3 separate regions of the Mus musculus genome follow, and regions 2 and 3 are each linked to region 1. The links are chromatin loops, found by intact Hi-C in ENCODE. Cell type or tissue: left cerebral cortex. All regions are shown on one strand.

Region 1 (2,500 bases):
TATATGTTTCCTAATGGATAAGTACTATCCCCATTCACTATAAATAAGCCAATACACAATAGGAAAGGCAAGGCAAAAAAAATTAATTTTTTTAAAAAACGAGAAGGAGAGGAGATAGATTAACTATTCCCCCAGTTGGCTCTCTTTTCTCTTTGTTTGCTGCTGGGGCTGACAGCATGGAGCAAAGGAATGCCAGATGTAACTACAGCATAGAAAGCAGGCCTGGGAGCTGTCCAGCTCTTTACTCCCACAGACACAGTGCAGTCCCCAGAGCTGAGATTCCCTCTGAATCCAGGATTCAGCCAAATGTCTCTATGGCAAACCTGGGCTTCAGTTCCAGGACTGGAGCTTGGCCATCCTCCTAGTGCATTAGCAAGACTCTAACTGGAAGCAGCCCGTCAACAAGGCAGCATCAAGGCAGAGCTATGCTTCCTCCCAGCCAAGCAGTTAGAAATTTGGAAAAAAAAAAAATGGCTGAAGATTTAGGAAAACGTGAGAAGGATGAAAATAGTCAGAAACATAAAGGACTTCATAAAATAAAACATTGAGTGTTTCACAATGATATTCATAAATAAAAATTATACCCTCCCCAGAAGGAAGCAGCAGTCAGGATTCTAACATGCAGGTTACAACATAGGCGTTTTCTCCTCAGGCTTTCCTGTGACTTCTGAGTACAGGAATGGCGTAAAACTCTGCTTAACACTTGCTAGAGTGAGGCAGCCGGCCCTGTCTCTAAGCACTTTCAAAATCCAAAACCTGTGTTTACTTTGCAGGACTGTGTCTTTGAATGTGTGACAAGAGTCTTTGTTCTTTTCTATTTGGGTGCATCTTTTTAAAAATTAAATTCTAAATGTGTTTCCACCAGAGGGCAGTAAATAAGAAAACAAACAAACAAACAAATGGCTCTTTTCACTGAATACAAATTGCCTCCAAAATCAGATAAAAGCATTCCACTTCCCCACTCAGCGGTTTTGCGGGCTCTTCTGCTAAAAAGCCTTATTTTCTCACCTCTCCTGGATTTGTCTTCAGTAGTCTCTTTCCTCAGAACTCACAGCGTGGGTTATAGACACATCCCGGAAGGAATCTGGGAAACTGATTTTATAAAATGAGAAGCACTTCTTTCACCTTAGATGTGCTGTCCTGCCCATCCACACAGGGCCTACCTGGCTCTGAAATGGCTTCCCTGTTGGCCAAGGGACTTAGTAGGCTCCACTCACACTGCTTTTCATTGTTGTGAGGAGACACTGGCAAGAGGCTGCAGGAGCACTCTCACTCCTATGAATGCAGAGCAGGAGTATGGTAGGGAAAGGAAGAACAGCAATGCCATCCTGTGGTCATCCATGAGTCTCGCTGCCTATGATGGCCTCAAGCTCCCTGTGTGCTGCTGGGGCCTTGGGGAAGCTTAAGAAAGCCTCTGCAGGAAACAAACCATAGCAAAAACAAGCCGGGGCAGCAATCTGAGCTCCTTTTAACCTCACAGCCTACCTTCTCCGTTGAAAAACAAGAATAAAGGTGATGTGGTCCAGGAAGCTAATGTAGGGGAAACACTCAAGTATAAATTCTCCCCAGAAACACCTCGGCAGCTTTCATATACAAAATCTTGGGATCACCAGTACCTCTGGGTCCCACTGTTCAGGGATATGGCTCAAGATTGAATTTCCAAAATTATGCCGAGGCAATCTTCTGCTCTGGTTCTGATCTCAGGTAGGGACTGACTGCTAGGAATTAACTGTTTTAATTCCTTCTCTTCCCTTTCAGGCAGCATTGGAGCTGGTTCACAGATAAGAGTCCATGCTGTGGATCCTGTTACAGACTCCCATAATTCCATGCTAGCTAGCTGAGGCAATCCATTCCCTACACTCCATCTACTTCCTCCATAAATGGGATTGACACACAAGGCAGTAGCCCACAGCACCTGCTCCAGCTTCCAAGGCCTAGAACTCAGACAGTTATTATACCTGAGCACATGATGTTGTAAGGGCCCACGATTTGCCAAAGAATGATACCCTGGACTCAAATAGTATGTAACTGCAAAGAGTGTTCTGTTCTGCAGGAGTTCAGCATGCTGGGGTCTCCCATTACCAAGCTAGAAAGACAACCAAATGAGCTTGCAGGCCTGATTTAAAGAACATTAGGGGATTTCTGGGTTGGTGACCTTTGTCTTACTTCATCCTAGAGACATTCCATTTCCTAGGTATGAGGACTAGACACTGTTCCTGAAGAAGTAGCTGAGGAAGTCTGGAAACTGTTGCTGATCTTGCTTCAGGCCAGGTGGTGGGGCAGCTTCTGAGGCCTGGACTTGCGGACTTGTCCAGCTCTTGGAAACAGAGATTTAGGCCTGAACTGCCAATTTTAAGCCTGTCATGGAGTCAGCTCGTCTCAATGTTACCTGGCAGGGTGGCTCTGGGGGATCACAAGCAGCCTGGCTACATTCCAGTGACCCCAGACACATGCCAGTGACCCCTGCCTTCTGTGCTCTGGTAGTTCTCATTGCCTTTTC
Region 2 (2,500 bases), 1.7 Mb before region 1:
ATTCCAGATTGCATTCCAAAACAGAAATAAATCAAAGTGAGCTTGAATATTTTAACATTTTTTTTATAGTTTATAGTGAGAATAATGATTTTTGTTAGAAATTTGGCATTTTCTGTAAGTCATAAAACCTTTGAAGCATACATTCTGATCTTCGCAATAGGGTCTGTCACACAGCATCACCTCAGACATTGTCAAGGCACCATCTGGCATTCGTTAGACAGTAGTAGATGGAAGAGGTGTAGCCCTAGGACCTAATTCTTTAAAGTGCAGAAATCAGTATTTATCCTCGCATCCAGAATTATAATATACAGTTCCTATGTAAGGCTATATCTGAAGAAAATTACTTGAGATTTATGAATAAAGCCACTTGCTGGTTATATTTGGTAGGGGGACAAGAATGTTTGGGTATTAGATCCATATCCTTTCATACAATTGCAAATTTTGTTGTATTATGTTTTATTTTGTCATAAAACTTAGTAACTGTACTAAAAGTAAACTTCACATAGATTCCCAAATTGTCTTCACCCATTTCTCATCGATATATCAATGTACCTCCAAATATTCCCAGGCTCCTCCTAATATCTATCGTCCCATTATAAGTAACACCTCTTCTAGGTCTAGAGACACACTTAGCTCTGCTTCCTCATTGGATTGTTGAAGATAGCCTTTTCTACAGGAAGCTTTTTTGAGTCTTGAATAAAATTACTTTAGACACGTGAATATTTATGCTAAATATTTAGAAGCAGAGTCATTAGTAATGGGCAAACTATAATGAAATATAATTAACAGCATGAAAGCTTGTCTTCTTAGGTTTTGGCTTCTTTGAAACAAGACTTTACTATGTAGTCCAGTACCAGTACGAACCTGAATGAACTGTATACACAGGCTGGCCTAACACTCCTCATCACTCTTAATCTTCTTGCCTCAGTCTGCTAAATTCAGGTGTTCCACTAGGCCTTCTCAAAGTATATTTATCCTTAATGTTATCCTTAATGTCTTCTTGGCCAACAAGAGCGTGTATTTTTAGAGTCACCATTGGAAATTAAACTCCAGAGCACCCGGACTGCATAGCTCAACTGCATTATTCTATCCTCAGGATATACCTATGTTCATGAATGGCCTAGGAAATGAGGTGAGCACCAAGAACTGGGTTTGCCTTGGTTACTGCTCACTTTGTACTCTGGTATCCCTTACACACATGGGTTCTCCTGACTATAAGAAAATATGATTTAAGTATTTTCTGAGGACGAACAGTGAGGGATACTGGACTAGATAGGATAACTTCTCTTATTTCTTTATGTTTCTTATCTCCATACATCTATGTTTGACTTGGCATGGTCTCTGAGGACAGTGTGAAATGTATATTTCCTCACCTCTTTGATAACTGCATTGACCACATAATTTGGTTTTGATGGATGGAACATTATCAGAAATCTAAAACGAGAAAAATGTAAATATATTAATGGATTTTGGCTTTCTTGGCATTCTTCCCTTAAGCTTTAAGAATGTAACTTATGAGCAAGTGAAACATGTGAAGTAGATGAAATTGGAGCCAAAAGTTGTCAAATGAACAGCTTGAAACACTCAGTTTAGCACAGCATAGAACCACAACACCACATTTATTCCATAAATCTATTAAATAAAATCAGTTTATAATATATTGAAGGAAGAGATAGGAACAGTTGTTATACAACATTGTGGTGGGAGCAAACAAAATCTGTTGTCATCTAAAAACAAATATATTTAAAAGAACCCTTCATTTAACATCTTTTGAAAAGCAGTGTTTTGATTGTATTACAACACTAAACACTGCTATACTTGAATAAATACCAATAGAGTTGCTAAATTGATTAAAATTTGGTTTAATAAGCTACCTTAACACTAAAAATGCTACTGGTTATGTTTTGGTATTGCGGGGCTGATTGTTTATTTTTCATATGTAGTACAAGCTAGAGTCATTTGGAAAGAGTGAACCTCAACTGAGAACATATCTATGCCAAATTGACCTAGGGACAATTTGGCATAGGGTCACTTGACTGTTTATTGATTAATGATTGATATGGGAGGGCCTAGCCTGTTTGTGGAAAATTCTATCCTATGCCAGGTGGTCCTGGAAACTATATAAAAAAAAGTAAAATGAGCAACCAAGAGGAGCAAACCAGTATGCAGCACTTCTCAATAGCCTCTATGTCAGGTCCTGTTTTCAGGTTCTGGATTTGAGTCCCTTCCCTGATTTCCTTCAGAGATGGATGTTATAGCAATAGTAGAAAAGGGGGTAATCTGGAAAAGACTCATTTGAATAATTATGTATTATAAACTATATAACTTTGCATTAAAATGGAATCCATTTGCAATTGCATATTAATCCTATGAAAATCCTTTGCAAAATGAGGCAGATTCAGTCAGTATCTCTGTGTCTCTAGCCACACACATCATCTGAAAGAGATTTATTTATAAAAAAAACAACTAGTTTTCTATTCCCACTTTAGAGAATTAGCTA
Region 3 (2,500 bases), 600 kb before region 1:
TTTCTAGTTTCTTTTTCTACATAAACGTTTCTATTATAGGTCTACCTTCTAGTGAAGATGATAGCATTTAATATTAATTCAATATTTCAAAGGGCTCTCTTATTTTTCACTAACTTAAGCTTATTCTTCCTTGAGAATAAAACCTTCCTCACATAAGTCTGTACAGCTGGATCTGGGGTCAGGACTCCTGGCCCATCCTCTTTCTGGATTAAGTTATAATTCTCTAGCTCTGATTCTTGTTTTGAATTGTATGTTTTGGGATTAGCATGCCATGCTACCAGAGTTATTTACCATATGTTTTATTTTCTTCTATTATTTTTATTTAACATTATTATTCATTAGTATTCATGCAATATTTTTAAGAATTTTATAAATGAATACTATATGTCTTTTCTGTCCTGCCTTCTCCCTCCAACCTTTCCTGTGTCCCTATTCTCTTTCAAGCTCATGACCATATGTATGTGTGTGTGTTTGTGAGTGTATATGGGTGTGTGTGTGTGTGTGTGAGAGAGAGAGAGAGAGAGAGAGAGAGAGAGAGAGAGAGAGAGAGTGTGTTTGTGTTTATACTGCTGAGTCCACTTAGTCTTTCTCCTATGAATGTGTTTGAAGCTTTCTACTTGAGACAAGATAACTTATGTGGATGTGCCTAGGAGAAAACTGAATCTATTTCTATCACCAGCCATTAACTATCAGCATATCAATTGGTGCTGCCATTTTGTAGGTCTTTGTAATTATGCTGTTGAGATTTCATAGGTGCAGATCCCTATTATATATAGATAACACAATACAACAGTAAAGTTCCTGGCCAGCAGGATTTCACAATCTTTGACACCTCTATTCTGCATTGTTTTCTGAGCCTTGGTCATAGGTGTTGTGTTGTTGATGTATCAATTTGAGCTGGGTAATCTATGGTTAGTTTTTCTTTGTATTTTGACTGTTGTGAGTTTCTGCAGTGCTCTCTGCTTTAAAGAAAATAAAAGGCTTTGTTGATGAATAGTAAGAGCTATACTTATTTGTGGGTATGGAAATATGTATTGATAATTCATTCAGAAATTTTACTGGTTCTACTCTTTGGTGGCCTCACCAACCAAAGGTAATTCTACAGGGTATAATACAAAGCACATACATATTTTTCTATTGATCATGCCATAAATCTTCAACTCATTAGACTATGATGTCTTTGCAAGACCTTCATTATGAAAGTTCATGCTACTGGTACACATATTATTCTGTTTTACAAAAGTTCATATACGTCTATCAAAATGTATATGTGGATGAATGAATTGAAATGAATTACATAATGCACAACTTCAAGACTGGCTCTGACACATACCAGCTGGCTTACCTAAAGTACATGAAAACTTTCACTGTGTGAACTGTACCATATGGAAATGTGAGATTTAAAATGATCCACTATCTTCACTTTGGGGTTTTTGTGAAAATAAAATACAGCGTTCTTGTTAATTCTTGCTAGATAACAGGCTGACTAAATGGCAGTGCTATGCATTTTGCATTTAAAAATAAACCTGGCAATGAGTAACAAATTTCACTGCATGTAGTTTAAACAAACAGCTATTTTTAACTACACAATACAACTAAAGCTGCTGGTGGTTAGACTTTCATGATGCTACCCTCAATATTTCTTCAACTCTGTCCTTTTCTCTGTCAGTGTTTCAAGTTTTTGCAGAATCTCTAGCTGCTACACTTTGTTCTGATAAAGCATTGTGGAGGACAGAGGGGAGAAGATGTTGGTCATGTTGTCTGTTTCCCTTGACCTGAAAGTCTCTTCTTTGAAGTTTACATAGAAGCATGGCCCTTAGGGCTCACTGGGCAGAGCCTCTTACATGGCTACTCTGATCTGAAAGAGCTTTCGTGATTGGCTTTTTCAATCACATTTCATTCACTAGAGATAAGCATGCTCTGCACCCAGCAAAATTAAGACCCTTTTAGTCAGGAAAAAATAAACCTACCATGCCTTTCACGAAAATATTAGAGATGTTATACAGAAAAAAACTTTTCAAGGGAAAAAAAGAATAATATTCCAGCTAGATGTAAGTATACATGTCTCTGTTTGTATGTAAATGCTAGAAGATGTAAACTTTTTGTTCTTTGATTAATTACTAACTGCCTACTCTGGGAAAGGACCAAAGTGAAGAAATCTGCTCTGTGGTGTAGAATCAGGGTTTTCTTTCTTTCATTCATGAAATCCCTGCATGGTCAGTTCTGTAAGGATGGAGTGACAGCCTTAGTATGGGCGGGAGCACTAGGTGATTCCCCAATCCACCACACACATAGCACTCTTTAACTTTTGATACTGAAAAGAGACCATATTCTGTATCATCAGAGCAAAACGTCTGTTGAAAAAAAAAAGTCCAAAGAATAGTAATTGCAGGGTGCAGTAAAGCAGTATATCCAGGCTGCAGTGTTTCTGACTTATGTCTTTTCCCTTAATTATGGGATCAGCCCAGTATGCCATGCCTGTCATCTCCAGTGACCCACA

What was found. A loop is a pair of places that touch in the nucleus more often than their neighbours do. Peaks named below come from ENCODE experiments on the same cell type or tissue, not always from the same donor. Only the 100,000 strongest peaks of a DNase experiment are listed, where the experiment ranks them.
Region 2: it touches region 1 in a loop (5-fold over the local background); 2 of 42 quality-filtered maps call a loop at or near these places.
Region 3: a loop joins it to region 1, with 6 times the contacts of the local background. A loop is called at or near these places in 2 of 42 quality-filtered maps.

The regions. Positions count from the first base shown.
Region 1 is chr12:45,465,032-45,467,531 of GRCm38, reverse strand. It overlaps Gm33680 (a long non-coding RNA gene), which reads right to left and starts at 1,250. Exons shown (of 5, transcript XR_381572.3): 1 at 1,164-1,250; 2 at 1,009-1,092. In left cerebral cortex, a CTCF peak has its summit at 1,330 (motif pointing left); DNase peaks (open chromatin) are centred at 284, 720 and 1,277; H3K4me3 peaks cover 644 bases; H3K27ac peaks cover 1,002 bases.
Region 2 is chr12:47,159,909-47,162,408 of GRCm38, reverse strand. No RefSeq gene overlaps it. Among named protein-coding and RNA genes, the nearest start is that of Nova1, 340 kb to the right of the region's middle. In left cerebral cortex, no CTCF peak of the experiment used is centred here; a DNase peak (open chromatin) is centred at 1,108.
Region 3 is chr12:46,065,998-46,068,497 of GRCm38, reverse strand. All of the region lies in intron 2 of Gm33811 (a long non-coding RNA gene), which reads right to left. Among named protein-coding and RNA genes, the nearest start is that of Gm24948, 83 kb to the right of the region's middle. In left cerebral cortex, no CTCF peak of the experiment used is centred here; a DNase peak (open chromatin) is centred at 1,390; H3K27ac peaks cover 535 bases.